2 separate regions of the Homo sapiens genome follow, and region 2 is linked to region 1. Evidence: chromatin loops called from intact Hi-C (ENCODE). Cell type or tissue: ascending aorta. All regions are shown on one strand. Each heading gives the region's core, and the rest is flanking DNA. Links, peaks and the distances in the headings are about the cores only.

Region 1 (11,409 bases), core at 1,783-9,782:
ACATGACTTTTTTGAGTCGTTATTTCCTAAAACATACAGTGTAACAACTTTTTACATAGCAGTTACATCGTCTTAGGTATTATAAGTAATCTAGAGATGATTTATAGTATATGGGAGGATGTGCATATATGCAAATACTATGCCTTTTTTTTTTTTTTTTTTTGAGACAGAGTCTTGTTCTGTAGTCCAGGCTGGAGTGCAGTGGCGTGATCTCGGCTCACTGCAATCTCCACCTCCCTGGATTCAAGCGATTCTCCTGCCTCAGCCTCCTGAGTAGCTGGGATTACAGGTGTGCACCACCACACCTGGCCAATTTTTTTGTATTTTTTAGAAGAGACAGGGTTTCGCCATGTTGGCCAGGCTGGTCTCAAACTCCTGACCTCAGGTGATCCGCCCACCTCAGCCTCCCATAGTGCTGGGATTATAGGTGTGAGCTACCACGCCCGGCCCCATACTATACCATTTTTATTAGGGACTCCAGCATCAGAAGATTTTGGTATCTGCAGGAGGTCCTGGATGTAATCCCCCAGTGGATACTGAGGGCTGACTGTATATACTTTTGTACACACTTCTGCAATGAACATTCTTGAAGTTGACTCTGTGTGTACATCCTTAGTTAATTCCCTAGGATAAATGACTAGACATGGATTTTTCGGGTCTAAGGATACTCACAGTTTTAAGGCTCGTGATCTAAGACTGCCAAACTGTCCTTTAGAAGAGGTTGCACTAGGCTGTGCACAGTAGCTCAGGCCTGTAATCCCAGCACTTTGGGAGGCTGAGGGGGGCGGATCACGAGGTCAGGAGATTGAGACCATCCTGGCTAACGTGGTGAAACCCCGTCTCTACTAAAAAATTCAAAAAATTAGCCGGACATGGTGGCGGGTGCCTGTAGTCCCAGCTACTCGGGAGACTGAGGCAGGAGAATAGTGTGAACCCGGGAGACAGAGGGTGCAGTGAGCAGAGATTGCGCCACTGCACTCCAGCCTGGGCAACAGAGCGAGACTCTGTCTCAAACAAAAACAAAAACAAAAAAAAAGGTTGCACTAATTTATACCAGCAGTGTAAAAAATAAAACTCTCGTAAATCTTTGCCAATGTGAAGTATAATTTTTTTGGCCCATTGTTCCTATTCTCTTATTTACTGGACTAATGGAGAAGCTGAAGTGCTTAAAACTGTTAAGCAACTATAAACACAATTCAGAGTGGAACTGATCAAGTCCAATCATGCTGTGTTCTTCTTAAAATAAATATTATTTAACTTCATCAAAGTAATAGACACTAGGGACACCTAAGACTCGATGTATTTACTGGATAGCAATTTTCAGGTGTCGCACAGCACATTGGCCATGGGTCTCTTATTGCACAGAGGGATACAATGGTAAATTAGGGACATGCTACAGTGGGACGTGTGTAGAGCGGAGGTTTCTGGCTTACCTGCAGCTTACTTGCTTTCTCCGCCAGCTCCACCCTGAGCCTGTCGCCTTCAGAGACCTTGGCATGGAGCTCCTGGACCTGCGCGTCGAGCTTCTTCCTCTTGTGCTCAGACTCAGCCTTGACCTGCTGCAGGACCTTCACCTCACACGCCAGCTCCTTGTTATCTGTCTCCAGGCCCTGCTTGTTCTTCTCTAGATTTGCTTTGAACTAGGAGACGGAAGGGAAAACATAATTCACTAGTTATTTTCTAAAACTCCATACAGAGGACTGCTTTTTGAGTCTGCAGAATTGTGCCTAACACACAGTGAGTCTGTAGTCAACATCTGTTGAATGAATGAATGAAAATGTTTGCTGTTCTCTGAGTGTGAGGATTTCTACGTAAGGAACACACGCGTACACACTGCTCCGAGGAGCAGATGCAGATATTTAGGGGCTCACTGTGCTAAGTAATTAGCCTTGTCCATGCCAGGTGTGTCCTGTCTGCAGAGTCATCACTCACACTGTCCTCTGTATAAAAAAGTGTTGTTAGTGTAAAGAATTGTTTTACACTTACTAACATGAGCAGGCACCCTTGGTGCAGGGGTGGCCACAACAGGATGTATCTCCAATGACATCCTGCCTCAGGGACAAGATTGGGTGTAGTAAGGTGGTCACATGGGAATCTGGGCCAGACTGTCTGGCTTCAAGCTGCCTTTCCACGAACCAGCTGTGTGACCCTGGCTTAATTACCTAACACCACTGGACCTCAGTTTCCTTGTCTTTTAAATGGGAATTATAGGAGACTGTGCCACAGGGTTGTAGCAAAGATTAAGGAAGGCAACTCGTGTAGGGTACTTAGCACAGTACTTGACACAAACATAAATGTTCCGTAAATGCTAATATTGTCATTGTCTAAATTAAAAGGTGGCATGTGGCTAGGCAAAGAACAGAAAGATGGAGAAACTGGAGCAAGAACCAAGTCACAAAGGCAAGGATGATTATGGGAAGTCATGGAGGCCAGTCTGCACAGGAGGGTGGCGTGAGTCACAGGGCACATGAAATTAAGTTTCAGGAGAACGGAAAGCCTGTGTCTGAGATACAGAAGCGGGAACAATGAATGAAAGCCAACACTGTGTTTGGTGGCTGAGGTGAGATCACAGGCAGGGAAGGACAAGAAGGGAGAGATGAATGTCAGGAACCCCTGAAGGGGAACATCGGCAGGACGTGTGACTTACTGGCAGCAGACAAGTTAGGGAAGAATGACTTTCAAACCATTCGGGGTTTTGAGTGAAGCCACTGGGAGAAGGGTTTAGTGAGAAGAGACACTGGGGAGGACTGTGTGGTTTGAGATGGTGGCTGGATCCATGCACTTGCATCTGGCTTTTCTTCCTAAGGAGACAGTGTGTTTTCTGAAAGCCGCTCCTGTCTTGGCAACTGGGTACCCAGCAGCCCACTCAGTGACGTACAGAGGCTGGAGCCTAATCAATACATGACTGAACAGAACGGGCAGATAGGATGGGAGTGGCTCTGACGACAGACTTTCTCCAGGCCACAGCACACGGCAGGGCCTCCCTTACCCGCTTGGCCTGTTCCAGCTGCTCTGAGAGCTCCTCCAGGGCTGTTGCGTGTCTTTGTCTCATGTCCTGGATTTGAGCTTCATGGTTCTTAGTTTCCTCCTCAAGAGCTTTCTTCAGCTCTGCCACTTCTTGTTCACGTTTTGTACTAGAGAAGGACATTTTTTAAGAGAGATCAGAATTAGCTGACTGATTAAAAACACATTTTCTTTTTGAAAAAGTACTGTTTTTGTTTTAAATATTACATAAATTCCCTTAATAAATACTTGATGTGCTATTTCCAGTAGGCTGGCAGGTCTATTACTGTGATATCAGAAATCCTCCTAGAGAGCTGAGTAGTGGTTCATGCCTATAACCCCGGCAATTTGGGAGGCTAAGGTGGATCGCTTGAGCCTGGGAGGTTGAGGCTACAATGAGCTATGATTGCGCCACTGCACGCCAGCCTGGGCGAGTGAGACCCTATCTTTAAAAAAAAACCAAAAAAACAAACAACCAGTGCAACTTCCATGCCATGTCTGGCTTATCAAGACACAGGGTGACATCCCTAGGGGTCTTCAAATTGTTCTGGGTAGTCTGGTTTCACCGGAGGTCAGGAATTGGTTAACACAAGATGCCAAACTGCCTGCCATAGCCCCAACAGACTTGAATAAAACTGGAAAAAGGGAGTCTCCCAGAGATTTTCAAAAGTGAAGGGGTGACAAAGGCCAAATGAATCAGGACGTTGCAGTGTAACAAAGCAAGACTCTTAGCGTCCATGTGAAGAAGCCGCAATTAACTAACATCCTCCCAAAATTCTACCAGGAAATGGCTTAAGGTTGGGGAGGAGGGCATTATCTTTTGGAGGGGCAGGAAAATTAAAAGGCAGCTCAAAGGGTTCAGAAAGGGTCTCTGATGTTTGATATGAGAACACAGCAGGTCTATGGCCAGAGAATTGGAATGTTCTGACATAAACTGTGGTTTTATCTAACCTGCACTTTACGGTATGAAGATCACATTAGCATTAAATATCTTTCCATGGCTTTCTAATATTTTTAAAATTGGCTGTAACAAATACAGGGTAACTTGAATAACCAGAGTTATTCACTGTCTAAAAGAGATCTTACTTCTCATGGCGAGTCCCTCTAAATTTGTTAATCTGAGCACCGTGTTTAAGCACGAGCTTGATGAAGACTGAAGCCAGTCAGGTAAACAGCACTCCTGCTAAGACCTATATTAGCACTGTTGAATTAGCTACAACCTCACACTAATCCTGAAGCACACTGCTAGCAAACTTGCTCTATACTTTATAACATGTCACAACTTAGAACAGTGATTTACACACTGATTCCCGTGTGGACACATCATCCCTCTCTTCACCTCTCTTTTCCTCTCTTCTCATGGAGTCACGAGATCTGCAGGGGCTGGCTGAGAGATCCCTGTGCCAAGAGAACAGGGCCTGGTGGCTGCCAGCTCCATGGTCGCATGTAGCCCAGCCAGAAGGAATCACTAAGGATTCTTTGTGGTCCAGCCTAGCTCAGCCCCAAGTTCCACTGGCTCAGCCAGAGGTCAAAGACGTGCTGGTCTGGTCCTGTCCTCTGCAAGGCTCCCATCGAGATTGTTTCAGCTCACTACAGGGAAATCTCTCCTACTAGCAGCACGTTGTCTTTTGGGAAAATAGTTGTGTGTGTGTGTGTGTGTGTGTGTTCCTCATCCCTACTTAAATCCAGTGGTCAAAGGAAACCTTCATCTTCTCTTCTCCAGGCTGAACAACCCCATTTCTTTCAGTTTTTCATCAAAAGTCCTTAAGAGAGTGAAAATGCCAGTGAGTCTGCAGAAGACTCACTGTTACTTTATACTAATCATGGGAAGAACCAGGGCCCAGGTGGGGTGGTTTGTGTTCTCTAAGGGTCCTTAGCAAGAATGGAGGACATGTCTGAGCTGCAGGCAAAACGGAATCAGTGAGTGCTACAGCTGAGCACAGGCATGGTTTTAATAAATATGCGCATTTAGTTTTTTGCAAGGGTTGGATGGAAAAATGATCAGAACCTTATTTTCTATTGCAGTCAAAAGCCCAGCTGGGAGTGGAGAGTTCAGCCAAGTCTAGTTCAGTGGTTTCTAGATTTTAAAAAAGCAGATATGTCAAAGAGAAGCCCAGGACTTAAACTACTAAAAGCAGTTACTCTGCTGAAGTGGGGTAAGGGCTGGGCGCGGTGGCTCACGCCTGTAATCCCAGCACTTTGGGAGGCCAAGGCGGGCGGATCACCTGAGGTCGGGAGTTTGCGACCAGCCTGACTAACATGGAGAAACCCCATCTCTACCAAAAAATACAAAATTAGCCGGGCGTGGTGGCACATGCCTGTAATCCCAGCTACTCGGGAGGCTGAGGCAGGAAAATCGTTTGAACCCGGGAGGCGGAGGTTGCAGTGAGCCGAGATCGCACCATCGTGCTCCGGCCTGGGCAACAAGAGCGAAACTCCGTCTCAAAAAAATATAAAATAAAAAATAAAATAAAATAAAAAAGTGGGGTAGGAAGCCTCGAACCATGCCTGGCTCAGATGGGGTTTTTCCTCTCTCTGGGTAAAAGCTGAAGACAAAAACCAACCAACCTCTGTCCGGCTGCCATAGCTGTACATATTCATGGCTAGGATCATGGCAAACATTCCAAGGCTCACCCCTCTGTTCTCCAGCACGGAGAGCCTCCCCACACCCACCATCTGACCTCAGTCTCACTGCTCTATCGAGCCGGCCTGCCCTGTGGACACCATGATGTCATTCTTTCCACGACCAAGTGCCCAGGTTTCCAGCTGCTGGGTGGACCCAGCTGATGACATCCTTGTCCTCTGGGGAAACGCACTGGTTTTCACCACAACCTGTTTCCCTCCTGGTTGCTCTGGGTCATTTTCTGCCTCTCTGGCCACACTTGCATTCATAAACAATTCCCTCTCTCCTTCTTGCTTTATTCCAGGCCTCAGCAACTCCCCAGGGTGATGGGCTATCCTTTCCATCATTCATACCCTGGAAGAGCCAGCAGGTGTGCCTGCAGCCAGCCAAGGCACGAGGGTTCCCTTCTGGCTAGGACTCCTGGGGTGGCCCTGAGGCACTTGGCAGTGTGAGTCTGGGAGGGAGCAGATGGCCTCTGCCAGGACAGCAAGCTGGCACACCCCCCATGCTGCTCTCCACAGTGATGACACCTATGAGTCCGTGGGAGCCGCAGGCCAGCACCTCCAGGCCTGCGTACCGGCTCACTGCTAAGGCTCTCCTGCGACTCGTGGGCTGCCACACTGCAGCTTTCTACCCAGGAGCCTTCTCTGGCCATGTTCACCTATGCTCGTCACTTTTTTCATGCCCGCCCTGGCTGCTGGCTCATGATGCTGCATATGCCTCTGCCCACTGCACACTCTGTCCCAGTGCGTGCACCAGCCTTCTTCTCACCCTTGTGAAGGCACCCTTCCCTTTTCAGCTGGTTACCTACACCGTTCACACCACCTAGCACTGCCAGCATGTGTGCCTGGCCTCCTGGGTATCTCCTCCTATTCCTGTGTTTACCCTTCTCCCTCTGGTCCTATCTATCTAAATCTCTTTTCACTGCCCCCTGCTCTGTGTAGTTGTCACTCTCTCCCCCTAGATATCCATCACTGACCACAGCTTTTCCGATCACATCCATCTCCCTCTGTGTCCCTCAGTCTGCTGGTTTACCCACCCACCCCTGCACAGGTATTTCTACCCATAGGCTGGTCTGTTTCTAACCATTACCATTTAATCACCGTTCCACCTGCCATCACAAGGAAAAGCACACCACCTCCCAAAGATAGCAAGCACACCAGGCATTTCTGCACGGGCTCGGTGGAGAGGTCGGCAGGCGCCCGGGCCCTGCTTCCTCTCCCACACTCACCGTAGTTCCTGCTGGGCTGCCGTGGTGTCCAGCGTGTCCTCCAGCTCTGTTTTCAGAGCTTCCAGTTCCTCACTCAAGTCCCTTTTCTGCTTTTCGGCCTTGTTCCGTGAAGCCTTCTCGGATTCAAAGTCTTCCTGAAGTTCAGCAATTTGGGCTTGTAGCTCTCGCACAACTTTAAGGGCATTGTTCTTATGGAGTGTTTCATCATCACCTCTGTTAAAACACCCAGGCGCAAGAGGCACTCAGAGATGGCACCCGGATGGCCTGTTTCTCAGGCGAGCCCCAGCCCCTGAGCACCTCTCCACGAGACCCCAGCCCCACATCCCTCCTCCTGGGGCCTGAGGCTGGTGCAGATGCTCAGCACCTGCTAGGGCAGGAGGAGGTTCTCAGGTAGAGGCCTTGCTGAAGGCCCCAAAGCTAATGGTGGCAGAGCCAGAACTAGATTCCAGCCCCAGCCCCCTTTCCAAACGACCATGCTTCTCCATTAAAAGGTAGGACACTCTTACTTTAGCCCTTAGAATATGAAAACATTTTCTCTGAAGTCAAAGGCTGTTATAGTTAAAAATCTGCTTCTAACTATGAAGGAGTGACCTCCTCATCACACCGGAACCCAGCCAAACCAGGGATGCTCAAAGAACACAGTAGAAGAAAGAGGCTCTCATCCTCATACCCTCCAGGTGCCTCTCTTCCATAGGGCATCTTTTTGTTTATGTCTGTGGTTTAAAATGTTGGAAGATTTTTCTGATTGGGAATAGTTGGGATGTTTGAGGTAAGGGAGATTTTTCTTGAAAGATTTTGATTGTAACACATTATAAACTCCAAGTATTACAACCATGTAGCCAAATAGTTATTCTTTATAAAGAAATGAAACATTAGACATATATTTATTACATCTGATTTGCATTCTAAACTGAATGGTTTAGAACTGATTATTGAATCATGCTCTCAGTGGAGAAATATAATTTTTGAAAAGTGATTTCCCTTCAAGTTCTAAAACATACTACAGGCTGGGTGAGGTGGCTCACGCCTGTAATCCCAGCACTTTGGGAGGCCAAGTCAGGTGGATCACTTGGGGTCAGGAGTTTGGGACCAGCCTGACCAACATGGTGGAACCCCATCTCTACTAAAAATACAAAAATTAGCCAGTGTGGTGGTGCACACGTGTAATCCCAGCTAGTCGGGAGGCTGAGGCACGAGAATTGCTTGAACCCAGGAAGTGGAGTTTGCAGTGAGCTGAGATTGCACCACTGCACTCCAGCCTGGGTGACAGAGTGAGACTCCATTCAAAAAAAAAAAATAAATAAAACATACTACAGTTAATCTGTAATGTACAGAGACCAAAACATTTGTTATAGTGAAATAATTTGTTCTGGTGTGAATTTCCAAGGGTTTCATAATATAATTTGTCATTTTAAAGTATAAATATTGAGATGGTTTATGAGACTTTCTTGCTGTCCTGACACAAATTCTGTACGCCTGGGCTTTTCACTTTCTCAGGTCACACCAAACAGCAAGCAAACCCCATCTCACTCTCCCAGGGTTTTTGAATGCTCCCGAACATAACAAAGTCTGCTGAAACTCAGCCCCATGGGCTCCCGTGCAGCGCAGCTGCTGGGCTGCAGACCTGGCCAGTGCGCCCTGCAGCTCCTCCTCCTTCTTGGCCAGCTGCAGCTTGAGCTCATCAATCTGCGCCTGCAGCTCTGCGATCTGGTCCTGCAGGTCGGTCGTCTCCCCGTCGAGTTTTCTTTTGGCCTTTTCCAGTTCCTGACGAGTCTTTTCTTCCTTCTTTAAGCGTTCTTTAAGGTAAGACATAAGAAGCTCTTCAACACACCGAGTGACTCACCACAGGAATAAACTAAAATACAGACTGATCCAAGTTGAAAATAAGCCATTTTATTCAAAAGCATGTCACTGCCCTGATGACATGGTCATGCGCTGATGTCAACTGCTCAGTCATTTCAAACCCACCGAGATCTGGAGGGGAGATAAATTAGTGTGGGGAGGGAATTTTAAGGAAGAAGTTGAGTGTCCTAAGAATGTCCTTTCATGGGAGGTGAGACCACACTGTGAGAGCCGAAGGGAGCTGGAATCCTCTCATGTCAAACACATCACTGTACCCAGGTTTGCAAAGTGGCTCAGCAGGTGCTGGGGCAGCAATCGTAGCTGCCTGTCACCCCATTCCCTTTTCCATGGGAACCCCTGTTCTGAACCAAGAAAACTGCCATCCTCGAGTACTGGGAGAGAGGAGACAGAAGAGTGGGCAGAGAGGGCCAGGCCTTTTCTCCACCCTCCCCTCTAAAATTCTGCAGTGATCTCTCAGTTAGCCCTAGTGATCTATTTCACTGAATGATTTATTTCCTCACAACAACCTGTATGCCTTTGTGTTCTCCACCAGGAACCAATTTGCTGAGAGGATGAGACCGAGTGTCACAGGCTGATCAAACAGGTGAGTAAAAAAGCACATGTGCTTATGGGTACTTCCTCAGCAGAAGAACCATATACTAGTACAAATGGTTTATGAAAGTAATTTCATACTGACATGCCCTCTTTTGTTTATACTAAAACAAACAAACAAATAAAACCCCAAATATTTTTTAAAAGCCAACCCCATCGTCTTCCTATCATAAACGCACACATTAACCAAGAGTGGGCACCTGCCTGCAGGCGCCTGCACAGAGCTCCCTCCCCCTGGTGATGGTACCAGTCTCTAGCTGCTCTTTCCAACTTCCATCCTCTTTTCTTATTGCTTTTGCAGAAGCTGTAATGTCCTAGGATTTCCTGATATTACACTGTGGCTTGGCCCTCAGTAGTGTCTTCTCTGTATCTGCCAGCTTTTATGTCACTGGCCAGTCCCTTTGTGAGGTACTTTGTGGGCACTTTAATACAGCTTTAGATTAAACACAATGGTCTGTAGGACCCAAACAATATAACCCCAACCATGCCCACCAAAGAACAGTATCTTTTACCACAGTACCAAAGTTAAAAAAGGAAAACCAGGCCTGGCGCCATGGCTCACGCCTGTAATCCCAGCACTCTGGGAGGCCAAGGTGGGTGGATCACCTAAGGTCAGGAGTTTGAGACCAGCCTGACCAACATGGTGAAACCCCATCTCTACTAAAAATACAAAATTAGCCAGGTGTGGTTGGTGCATGCCTGTAATCCCCGCTACTTGGGAGGCTGAGGCAAGAGAATTGCTTGAACGCGGGAGATGGAGGTTGCAGTGAGCCAAGATTGCGCCACTGCACTCCAGCCTGGGCAACAAGAGTGAAACTCCATCTTAAAAAAAAAGAAAAAGAAAAAGGAAAACCATTTTATCATCATTTCAAGGCAACACAAAATAATCTTAAGAGCCCTTTTTATTATGTTTTAAATACAGGGTCTCGCTGTGTTACCCAGGCTGTAGTGCGGTTGCATGATCATAGCTCACTACAGTGAGCTCCTGGGCACAAGCAATTCTGCTGCCTCTGTCACCCCACGATCACAGCTCACTCTGGTGAGCTCCTGGGCGCAAGCAATCCTTCTGCCTCAGCTTCCAAGTAGCTGGGACTATAGATGTGCACCACTACGCCAGGCTAATTTGTAAATTTTTTGTAGAGATGGAGTCTCACTATGCTGCCCAGGCTGGTCTTAAACTCCTGGCCTCATGAGATCCTCCTGCCTCAGCCTCCCAAAGTGCTAGGATTACAGGCCTGAGACACCGTGCCCAGCCAAGGGACCTATTTTAATAAGTCAACCCAAACTGAAGGTCCTTATTATTAGTAATCATCATGTATATTTTTTATTTTTGCATGTTCTGATTACAGTAAAAGCTAAACACTCACATGTCCTAGTCCCTGATTTCTCTAGCCCCAAATACTAACCTTCTAAATCTGAGATCATCACTTCTTGCTTATTCCTGATTTTGGCCAAGTTTTTCGCCTTTTCTTCCTCTTCAGCCAGCTGAGAGGAACACTCAGCAATGCGATCTTCCATGAGTTTCTTTTCCTGGACAGGAAAAATTGACTGCTTCAGAAAAGCCATTCAGAATGACCACTTGGGTTCTGTATTCCTCATAAAGGTCAACTTTGACTCGAGAGAAAATAAGTTCTATCGGCACTGCCTCCCCCAGCAGACTGTACACAATCACATGCTGCAGAACGATGTTTTGGACAATGATGAACCGGATACACGACAGTGGTCTCCTAAGATGATCATGGAGCTGAAAACTTCATCGAGAGCTGTCATAACACCACAGTGCAATTACTCTATTTTTAAAATAAATGTACTGCAGCCTCAGTGTGCCATGTTGATAAAGTCTGCAGTCATGTACAGCAATGTCCTAGGCCTTCACATTCACTCAGCGCTCACTCACTGACTCACCCAGAGCAGCTTCCAGTCCTGCAAGCTCCGTTCATGGTGAGTGCCCAATAGAGGTGTGCCATTTTAAATCTTTTCTATCATTTTTACCGTACCTTTTCTATCATATTTTTACTGGACTTTTGTGTGGATATGTTTAGATACACAAGTACTTATTAGCACTGTGTTCCAACTGCCTACAGTATTCAGGACAGTA
Region 2 (11,409 bases), core at 2,191-10,190, 64 kb after region 1:
ACCGTGTGAGTTGTGCAATTCACAGCAAAGTAGTCAGGAATCGATCTCGTGAAGCCCGCAAGGACCGAACACCCCCACCCCGATTTAGACCTGCGGGTGCTGCCCCATGTCTCCCACCAAAGCCCATGTAAGGAGCTGAGTTCTTAAAGACTGAAGACAGACTATTCTCTGGAGAAAAATAAAATGGAAATTGTACTTAAAAAAAAAAAAAAAAGATTTGGGGCCTCTGAACAGGTGAGCTGTAGAGAAATGTTCCAAAATAATTCAGACATGTGGTCACTTACTTAGATAAATAAGCAAAGTCACCAACATGCAACACTCTATTCCTCATCAGTTCCCTAGCTTGGTGTCCTTTTCACACCTAGGGTCCATAGTGGCACTAGCCATGATAGTGAGTGCCAGTGAAATATCTTTCGGCTAGATGCAAAGGGCCAAGCAAAGAGCAGTGAAAGAAGAGATGCATGGAGAACAATGATGAAGGAGACAGGGCTGCAGGGGCCTGTGGTGTGGAAGGAGGCAAAAGAGAACGGTATTTCTGAAAATATATTTGGTAACCAATAAATCTCAGTTATAAGCCAAAGCACTAACATGTATTCTATTTTAAAAACACTTTAACAAAACAAAAACCTTATGAAGTTGAAAATTATCAACTTTCTAGCTAAATGACACTCATACTCAGATATTTTACAAGACATAGCCAAGCACTTTGACAACCTGACAAAGTGAAATTTCAGAAGCAAAAATGAAAAACTTTACTGAATATCCCCAAGTGATCTAGGACTTAGATTATTCCCCTTCATGTTGGATACGCTGGCAAATCAGGTAAGATGCAGGCCATGGGACCTGACGTCACTTGAGTGTTGGCCACTTGGCCAGATAAGCAAAGGTGACTTTTCTTTCTTCCTTGGCGGCAGGCCGAGGGGAGAGAATATCTGTTAAAAGTTAAAAAAGCTTTCTCCTCACATCTATAATAAATACTTTCAGAATTAACATTTTTATTGAAACACACATCTAGACTAAATTGGAAAATACGAGTTTTACTTTTAAGTGGGAACGCTATCTTTAAACATTATGTGAAGAAATCTGTGCCGAAAATGCCCACTCCATAATTGATTTGCATAAAGGTCAGATTATGGTACTTAGAATATTCAATCGGAACTTCACCAGTAAAAACAAAAGCATGGAAAACCCCCAAAACGTGACAAGTACCTTGTGTATTAATTACAGCTACACATTTTGATAACGCTTATTGTATACCAATCCAGAAACAAGTGAAATTACACGTGTACTGTGAGAGCTCTCAACAGCAAAGACAACTAGAATTCTCTCATATATAATCAAATATAACTTGTTAAGGATTTCACTCAAAATGTGCAATAGGGAAACCCGGATATTTGATATTTTCATACCCTGAAGAAAATAAAATGAAAATTATCTTAATTAGTTTCAAAAATTTTGTTTGTTCTGAATTGACATCGATTTCTAGAATCTTTTCTGGGGTGATTATAATGTATCTATAGTAACTAAAACTAGATTAGTTATTAGTTAGCAACTTAATTTAGGGGCAATGCAGGTTTGTTTCATATTCTGAACATATTTTCCCCCTTCTTAATTTGGCATCTAAAGTTATTACATGATCTGCAGTATGCATTAAAACACATCAGCACAGATAGGGTGCTATGCATGTGTGTTAGCTATTTGCCCTAAATGAGAAAATCCATTCTAGGAGTAATGAGCTAGCACTTAATCCAAAGGCCAGATGGCCACCTTAAATGCTTTAGCTATCTTAATCTCCAAACCAAACCAGAAGCTTTGTTGTTAGTAAAATGAGTTTTCACATGCACTAAGTGGCCTCATTACTTAGTATAATGGATATTAGAAATCACTAGGGTAACATGAGTGGCATTAAGCCATGGACTGATTAGAAAGAGATATATATTAACTTCAAATAGAGCCTTAAAAAAAGATAAATACATAAATAAAAACAAAGAAAGATATATATAGACCCTCCCCAATCCGGGGTCAAGGGAACAAGTGTTGAGACTCCAGCAAGTCCAGGAGGCTGTATTGTTGGGGGTGCTCCTAGAGCTTGATACTAAATGGCTGTGTGCAGCCAGTGATCTGGAAGATGCTGGTTGCCTGGTGCAGACCATATTCTGTCACTGATACTGTCACATTTGCCTCAGTAAATCTTTCAGGTAAACGTTTGGTTAGAGAAATTAAACAGAGCTGGGCTGCATGCAACTTACAAAACTGTTTTCAGCAACTGCCTTTTGATAAATAGATATGAGGGTGCAGAATCCGGACGTGCTTTCATTATAACCTGGTCGCCAAACTGTAAGGAGGATGCCTAGAGCCCTTACCTAGCTTTAACTGCTGGAGGATACTTATCTACCAAGAGGTACATAATAGTTGGAAATTGCCAGCCTGGCTTAAGTCAACTTGGAAAAAAAAAAAAAAAAGAGAGAGAGAAAGAAAATAAAAGGAAAGAAAAGAAGGATTTGTGGAAATAGAGAAAGTGATTCTAACTAAAACTCTGTGAGGGAAGATGTACCTGCTGATCCAAACAATCATTTTGAAATTGAAGTCCCTGTTTTTAAAGTTTCATTATGAGAGATTCTTTTTACATAAATCTCCTCCATCTGGAACGCATTTTACTTCTCCATAAACAGAGAACTGGACTAACTGTGAACGATTATTTTCTTAAGGGTAATGCTCTCCTAAATAAAGAATCCCTTTAATATAAACCATATGCTAGTATCTTTGAAAGAAAAGATATTCTTCAGGAAATTAGTCGTCTATATCAGATCAAAGAAATGGAACCAAATGGATTCTAAAGCTTATGGAGTTTATAGCCTCAAATATTTTCACTGTAAGCATGTAGCTTATAAATATGACTGCATGAAATTTCACTGTATACACAACTCATTTTTTAACATCGTACTACTCTTGGTATGACATTGATCTCAACCCAAGGCCTGGCCTGCCCACGGAGCAACTGCCTCCCTCATGTTCTCTACCCTTGCTTCTAAAATGGGGGCATGCATATTCTCAGAGGATCTAGCATATGCACTACCTTCCCCGAGCTCAACAACATCATGACATGCCGTTGAAAACATATTAAAGTTAACACCAATATGAAGGTGTGCTCTACAGGGCTAGGGAACCTTAGTTTTGACCACTGGTATATTCCCAGGGCCTGGAAGAGTGTATGGCACTTTGTAGTGTCTGCCACATTTTCAGTAAATGAATTCCATAAAATCCATAAATATACCTGTGGGGCACTATGCTAGGAACCAAAGATACAAAGTCCCTACTGACAAAGATCTTAGACATTCTACTAGGAAAGATAATAAATACACAAAGTAATTAGTTACAGCTTGTGATAGGTGCCATGAGGGAAATAAACAGGATACTGTGATAGAGAATAATAGAAGAAATATCCTCAGATATGGTTTTAGACTAACTAGCTAGTTAGGAGAAGAAATGTGGACAGATCTGAAACACCTTCTAGATGTTTAACCAACAGGATTCACTGTTGGCCTGGACGTGGGCCATGAGAAAAAGGCTGATTCCTAGGTATTTTGTCTTTCTAGGTTTTGCTATTGCTTTTATTTTAAGTTTAACCAACTGGGTGATTTCATAATACCATCTATTGATGTAAGACATAAAGGAACAAATTTTGAAAGGAAAGGAAAAACTTTCATTTGGAATATGTTAAACTTCAAGAATCTATTGACATCCATTTGGAGATATCAATTAAGCTGCACAGTGGCTGGCAAATAATAGGTGCTTAATAATTAAAAGAACTAAATAACAAATCAAACATCAAAATTACACAGAATTGAATTTAAAAATGAGTCTACAACAGTTTCTTTCAAACCCCAAGAACCAACACCAATAGATAAATATTAAAGGGGAATTTTAACTGAACATTATTTAATCAATGGACCTAATTATTTTTAATGGAGCTACTGAGATCAACTACTTGTTTTAGTACTGTGTAGGTAACACCTTATGATAACAGTAGATAGCAATAAACTATTACTAAAAAAAATACGTATCAATAAAAGTTGACTTTCTAAGAATTAAAGCCCAAAGTAAACAATTTAAAGATATCTCTGTTTCTTGGTCGAATTGAAAGCTACGTCTAAGAACAATGCCCTAATAAAAAATCTTTTTTCTACTAAAAACAAATCAGCTTTTACTATATTAGAATGCACTTATTATATAGTAGTGCAGGCACTTTGGAAGGTGGCACTTCAGCTGAAATAGCATTTGTTGAACATTTGGATTCAATGGCTAATTCCTGCTTCTTTCCTGTGTGCTGCTTCCAGGTGGCTAGAAAACAATCTAATTCTTCCTACCAGCAGAATGTAAAATAGGTTTCTATCAGACTTGATTGTCAACCTTTGGAATAGGATGTATACATAACAAGCATTAAATAGACTCATGTATTACTTTGCAAATAAATTTCAGAAAATAATTACCTTAATTTAGACTATAATTTGAAGGAACGATCTAGAGCAGGGTTTCTCGATCTTAGCATAACTGGTATTTTGGGCTCAATAATTCTAAGCGGTGGGGACTGTGCCATGCATTGGATGGTATTTAGCAGCATCCTTGGCCTCTACCAACTAGATGCCAGTGGCACACCACTACCCAATCTCCCAGTTAAACAAAGAAAGATGTCTCCAGACACCGCCAACGTCCCTTGGGGAACCTCCAATTAAGAACCACTGACCTAGAGTCACTCCAGTTACAGGTTAAAACCCTACATACATCAATGATGGAAATCACTGTAAGGATTCATAGTAGCCATGATAGCCAAGACCACCTCAATGATCCCCACCTCTGGTATTCACAGTTCCCTCCCACACAGTATCAGGGTTGGTTTGTATAACCAATAGAAGACAATAGAAGAAGGCATGTGATTTCCAAGGCAGAGTGTGTAACTTCTGTCTTTCTCTTGGATCACTTGCTCTGGGAGAAGCTGGCTGCCATGTCATGGCAACATTCAAGGAGCCCTATGGAGAGGCTGCCTCCAAAGCCAGGAACTGAGGCCTCCAGCCAAGAGCCATGTAGGATAGGGACCTCCCACCAAGAGCTACCTGAGGAAGATTTGAAGGAGATCCTCCCACCTCAGTCAGGCCTTCAGATGACTACAGCTGTAGCCAACATCTCAGTGACGACCTCCTAAGAGACCCTGGGCCAGAGTCACCCAGCTAAGCTGCTACTGACTTTCTGACACACAGAAACCATGAGATAATCGATGCCTGAAGCCACCAGGTTTTAGGATCATTTGTTACGTAGCAACTGATAACTAATATAGAATTATATCTGTCCAAACACTAAAATAATGAGTTGAAACACACCCTGGCAGGGGGATAAATCCTTACACTTCGTAACAGAACCACTACATTCTTTACCCAAGGACACAAATGACGGCTTAGTAGCAATTTATCTTTTCCAGGAAAAAGCGGGGCCACTGAGCACCAAAACTGTCTCTCTTGAATTTAGGGTATGGTTTGAGGGCTGGGGGTGGGGGAAACAGAATAGATTAGTAACTTGATTTCTGTGGTAAGATAAACAATTTTCCACAAAGAAGTCCTTGAAGATCTTGATGGAGATTCACATACCAAAGCTGGCAGCTCACTGTTCCTTCTTTCCTGTGATATAGCCACTAAACACAGGGCATTTCAGTAGGAAAATTTCAGATTTAGTTGTGGCTCAGGCTCAATGGGGATGATCCAGGAGAGTGACGGAAAGTCTGAAGGAATGCAGTTTCCTCAGATCGTTTCTAAACCCACGAGTCAAGTCACAGGCATGCCTCCTACTGACACAGGCACATTTGTTAACCCACTTTGCACATAAAAAGCTAAATTAATTACTAAATGAACTTGGATTAAGTGAATCTTCAAATTTTATCTTCCTGGGAATAAACAATATTCCAAGAAAATACATCCCTATTTCTTACATAACTTGGAAAGCGTCTTGCACTGAAACTATCTCTGAAGGTGCTATGGGCTGAAATGCGTCCCTGCACAAATTCCTGTGTTGAAGTCCTAACCCCCAGGACCTCATGATGGAACTGTAATTAGGAAGAGGGTCTTTAAAGAAGTCATTACATTAAAAAAGGGTCATTAGGGTGCACCCTACTTCAATATAATTGGTGTCCTCATAAGAAGAGATTAGGACACAGACACACACAGAGGGAAGGCCACGTGAAGACATAGGGAGAATACAACCATCTATAAGCCAAAGAAAGAGTGCACAGTGAATCAGCAAGAGAACTAACATAACCAACTCCATTTTTGTTTAAGGGGCCTTTACCCATTCCTGCACATGGACAAGGATAATTTTAGAGCACTGAGATAATATGCAAAAACAGCAATCAGGTAGTTTTTAAAACTAACTCTGAGATTAAAGGAGAAGTGTGTGAACAACTATGTTTCGTTAAAGATTGATGAGAGCACTGTGACTTGACTAAGGACAAGGATATTCCCAACCTCCTTGGACCCTTGCCGGCGCCCAGATGTCTGTGGTCGTCAGTTACCTCTTCATCCCAACCCTCTCCCCTTCCCCCTGCCTTAACATAAAAACAGCCTAAAATGTGTTCTGACTTCAGAGGGTCCTCTGGGACGCTAGTCCACCATCATCTTCGTTTGCTGGCTCTCCAGATAAACCTGCTTTTCCTCCCACCAACTCTCGTCTCTCGTGGGTGGCTTTCAAGTGGCACGCAGCCGAACTTGGGTTCAGTTATGAGAGGCCTCAGAAGAAACCAATCCTGCCAACACCTTGCTTCAGACATCTAGCCTCCAGAATTGTGGAAAAGTACATTTCTATTGTTTATGCTGCTCCCAGTCTGTGGTACTTTTATATCGCAGCCCTAGTGAACTAATCCAGAGGGCTTTATGGTTGCCCTTGTGTTTGCTGGGTCCTCTGTGATCCTGAATCTGGTCGCTTCCACTAATCATAGCAACCACACCATCGGTAAATTAATGTGCAGACCATGATGTTATCTCAATTTTAAAAAGCGTGTCACGACGACACTAGATCCCCCAAATTATCCATCAATGAACTGCTAGAACTGAGGTCTCTTACTCTGGCGTTCTTGACTTTTACCAATACTTCAGAGCAGGGAGAAAAAAAAGGGAAGAATTAATTTGAACAACTTAAGTGGAAATAATTGAACAATGAAGTCCTTCTTCAATCTAACAGTGGAAGGGGTTTCTGAAACTTGATGACCATAATCCAGGGCAAAAGACTTACTGGAGGAATGTCCGTTGTGTTGAATATGGGTTTAGAGATGATTTGCTGTGACAGTGTTGAAGGTGAGCAGCTGGGGTGGAAAGGGGCAGTGTCTCTGACGTAACAGAGACCTGGCCATCACTTAGGATAACATTCTCAGGTGAACAGGTACAGCTAGTCAAACTGAGGAGGAAAGTAAAGCTTTCAAGTTGAATAGCTAAGGAGAATTTTTAGGCTGGGTGTGGTGGCTCATTCCTGTAATCCCAGTACTTTGGGAGGCTGAGGCTTCCAGCGATCCTCTTGCCTCAGCCTCCCAAAGTACTGGACAACATAGTGAGACCCTAGTCTCTAAAAAAAAAAAAGTTACTCTTTTAAATTAGCCTGGTGAAGTAACGTGAGCCTGTAGTCCCGGCTCCTTGGGAGACTGAGGAAGGAGGATGCCTTGAGACCAGGAGTTGGTGGCTGCAGTGAGCTATGACTGTGCCACTGCACTCCAGGCTGGGTGACAGAGCAAGACCCTGTCTCAAAAAAAAAAAAAAATTAAAGAGAAGTCATAGTAGTGACAAATTATTCCAAAGTCCAAATCCCACAGAAAATAGCAAGGTAGGAAAAGGTCAGTTTACCACATCTAATGCGTTGAATGTTTACTATGCATAGTGCCGGGCTAAGTGCTCAGCGTGCACACCATTTATTCTCTACTCCGATTCCACTGACAGGTGTTATTATCATGCCCAATCAAAGATAAATAAGCTCAGAGAGGTTAAATTACATATCCATAAAATAAGACAGAGTTATACATTTCTGTATGATAAAATGATGAAAGTTACTTACACATTACCTTTTTTCTTTTCAAATGTGACTACTAGAAAATTTAAAATTACATGTGAGCTTGTATTATGTCTACAGAACTACATCTATTAGCTTCTTAAAATCTAGGAAGAAAAGTAATTCATTTGCTTAATCACAGTAAACATTTAACTAGAAATCTAAGGAATTAAAAGCTTCTGGTGCTTTGAAACTTACAAAACGAGATGAGTTATCATTTTTCACAGTCTTCGCATTTCCAAATGATTCCAGAATTGGATTTGCTTGCAAAAGCTGCCGTTCAAGTTCCCCCTAAAAGACATTACACACACACAAATAAAAGCAGATGTACGTTAATCTAATGTCTTTACTCAAGTCATCAGGGGAAAAATTTCTAAAAAAGAAACTGCATCTTTTCCTCAGTTCTTTCATTCTGTCTGCCATCCAGCAACTTTTGTTGGCTTCTTAATCCTGGTTATGATAATGGACTCCACTAAAGGAAAAAATTAGCATCTATAAAGTGGTCACAAGGAGAAAAAAATGTCACGCTGAACAGAGAAGATCAACTTAAGCATGGGGCACGTAAATCAGGCAGAGAATTTTGAAAATAAAACAGACTGGCTTTCATGAAATGAAATTTAGCACGACACTTCAATTAAGAACATATTAATACTTGTTTATTTTAACTCTGCCTTATTTGAAAACTTTAAGGCAGTTAATTTAACAGTTACCACTGTATTGATGTAGCACTTTCCAGTTTTCCAAGGAGTTTCATATACTATCTCTATCATATAGACAGGGCAATGTCTTCACCTCCACTTTCAGAGGATGGTAAAGACGTTGATGCTGCTAACTTGCTCAGATTTAAAAGGCTAAGTAGAGAGGATTCGGTAAAATGTCTGCTTTAGTTGGTGTCTTTACTTATATGTAAATTAGGCTATAAAACAGATTTTACAAACAAAAGGTGGAAATATATTAATACGTACTTTAATCATGAAACACAATAGAAAGCTGTATGAGAAAGCATGATGCCATTTCTGGCCATGAAAAGCACCAGAAGTGATGCTGTGTTTCTGGAATGTAATTTCAGAATTATATTTTATGACTTAAATAAACCTGCTTTTTCCAAACATAAATCTTACCCCTATATTTTAAAATACCCACAGTATTTTAGACCTAAAGAAAAACTAAATAAAAGCTGCTAGGAAATGCGATACTCTAAGCAAAAAAGATGAATATAAAGAACCTCACATGAGGCTTTTAAATTAGTGGCATTTGGTATGTGATGCACTCCATCACCATCAAATTCAAAAAAAAGAACAAATATATGTCATCCGTACAGTTCTGTCACGCCGCCCTGGTGTGGACTGTCACTCAGCTGAAAGGGTGGGGAAGTGTTCCTCAGGCACATTACACAGGAAGGGGACCTGCTCTGCCTACATCCATTACAGCATGATCTGGACTATCCGCATGTTCATAGGTCTTAACTACAATCTACAACCGTGTTCAACTGAAGCCAGTCAGGAACCAGTCTTGTCAAGAACCTCAAGCTACGTGGATGTCATTACATGGCATCGGTTTATTTTCTTGGCATTAGACAGTTTCCTCCCTGTACAACAAATCTTCTGTTTTCCTCACTTCAAAACCCTTACCAGACTATTTTTCCTGTAAAGTTTTTGTTTTTTTTTTTTTGAGACGGAGACTCACTCTGTCGCCCAGGCTGGAGTGCAGTGGCGCGATCTCGGCTCACTGCAAACTCCGTCTCCTGGGTTCATGCCATTCTCCTGCCTCAGCCTCCCGAGTAGCTGGGACTACAGGCACCCGCCACCATGCCCGGCTAATTTTTTGTATTTTTAGTAGAGACGGGGTTTCACCATGTTAGCCAGGATGGTCTCGTGCTGTAAATTTTTCTAAACCATTACATGCTGCCAAACTGTCTTAAGCATGGTATCCTGAACAACTTTGATGACTGAGAGCCATTGTTAAAAATGCCAGTCAGGGGCCAGGCGCGGTGGCTTATGCCTGTAATCCCAAAACTTTGCGAGGCCAAGGCAGGCGGATCATGAAGTCAGGAGATCGAGACCATCCTGGCTAACACAGTGAAACCTGTCTCTACTAAAAATACAGAAAAATTAGCCGGGTGTGGTGGCGGGTGCCTGAGGCAGGAGAATCGCTTGAACCGAGGAGGCAGAGGTTGCAATGAGCAGAGATCGCACCACTGCACTCCAGCCTGGGAGAAAGAGCGAGAGACTCATCTCCAAAAAATAAAAAATAAAAATTAAAAATGTCAGTCATTATTCGGTGATAGACTGCCTTCCTCCACCCCCCCGGGGTCAGCAGTCAGTTCCATCAGCATTCCTATGACCAATATCTTGCAAAGCCCTTGGTATACTCACTTTGCATTAACTGTTTGGGTCTCTAAAAGCCTTTTTTTTTTTAAACCTAATTCAATCTATGTGATGAGAATGTGGAAACTTGGAAAAACACTGGCATTCTAGTAAGTGGGACATTACCTTAATACTAAATATCTACTGCTAGACTTTGGATTCCTTAAAATCACACACCATCCTACCAAATCATAAGAAAAAGACTTTGATAGTCCATCTTTAAAGAGTTTTCCTAACTTGGAGGTAAAACCAGTAATGCATATCTTACTTTAATATTACTTAGATATGGCTAAAAGGATTATTTGAGTCAAATTTTCTATTGGTTCTTTTCTTTTCCTCTCTGTGTGTGTGTGTGTGTGTGTGTGTGTGTGAGTGAGAGAGAGAGAGAGAGAGAGAGAGAGATCCACTGATTCTATTCTTCTTGTGTTGGCTTCAAGTAACCTGGTTGTATCCCCTGTGCCTAACTCGGTCAGTATCAGGTCAAAATGATGCTTGGCAAATGCTTTGCTGAATGAATGTATAATCAGAGGTTCCACGGGTGTCCAACTCTTTAAATGTGAGGACATTTTTTGCTTATCTGTGATGGTGGATATCATGAAAATTATGCACAAACCTTTTTTTCTTAAATAGCTCATCAGCTATCGTTAGTGTATTTTATGCATAGCTCAGGACAATTTTTCTTCTTCCAGTGTGGCCCAGGGAAGCCAAAAGGTTGGAACCCAGAATTCTAGAACTATTTGGGGAGGGGATGGTGGTGAGCCAAAGGCAGCAAGAAGATTTATGGGTCCTCAGAGTCACCATGGTAATGGTGGACTCAGGCACTCCTCCGTCCCTGTTGCTGGTCCCACTACATTGATAGTGTCATGGTATCACTCCTACTAATGGATTTGTGGACATTGGTGAGACTGAGTAACGATCTCAAAAACTCCCCAAATGAATCCCCAAAAACCTGGTACAAAGCCAATTA

Evidence for each region. Peaks named below come from ENCODE experiments on the same cell type or tissue, not always from the same donor. Only the 100,000 strongest peaks of a DNase experiment are listed, where the experiment ranks them.
Region 2: it touches region 1 in a loop (2.4-fold over the local background); 1 of 110 quality-filtered maps calls a loop at or near these places.

What each region holds. Positions count from the first base shown.
Region 1 is chr17:8,497,837-8,509,245 of GRCh38, forward strand. It overlaps MYH10 (myosin heavy chain 10), which reads right to left. Exons shown (of 43, transcript NM_001256012.3): 26 at 10,718-10,841; 27 at 8,482-8,653; 28 at 6,858-7,070; 29 at 2,990-3,134; 30 at 1,434-1,640. LOC102724262 (a long non-coding RNA gene) reads left to right here and starts at 7,068. Exons shown (of 5, transcript XR_934210.3): 1 at 7,068-7,534; 2 at 8,355-9,303; 3 at 10,915-11,252. In ascending aorta, for the core only: no CTCF peak of the experiment used is centred there; DNase peaks (open chromatin) are centred at 4,475, 5,755 and 6,145; H3K27ac peaks cover 7,224 bases.
Region 2 is chr17:8,561,446-8,572,854 of GRCh38, forward strand. MYH10 (myosin heavy chain 10) reads right to left here. Exons shown (of 43, transcript NM_001256012.3): 7 at 8,275-8,367. It also overlaps the pseudogene RPS26P53. Among named protein-coding and RNA genes, the nearest start is that of MYH10, 64 kb to the right of the region's middle. In ascending aorta, for the core only: no CTCF peak of the experiment used is centred there; no DNase peak of the experiment used is centred there; H3K27ac peaks cover 7,014 bases.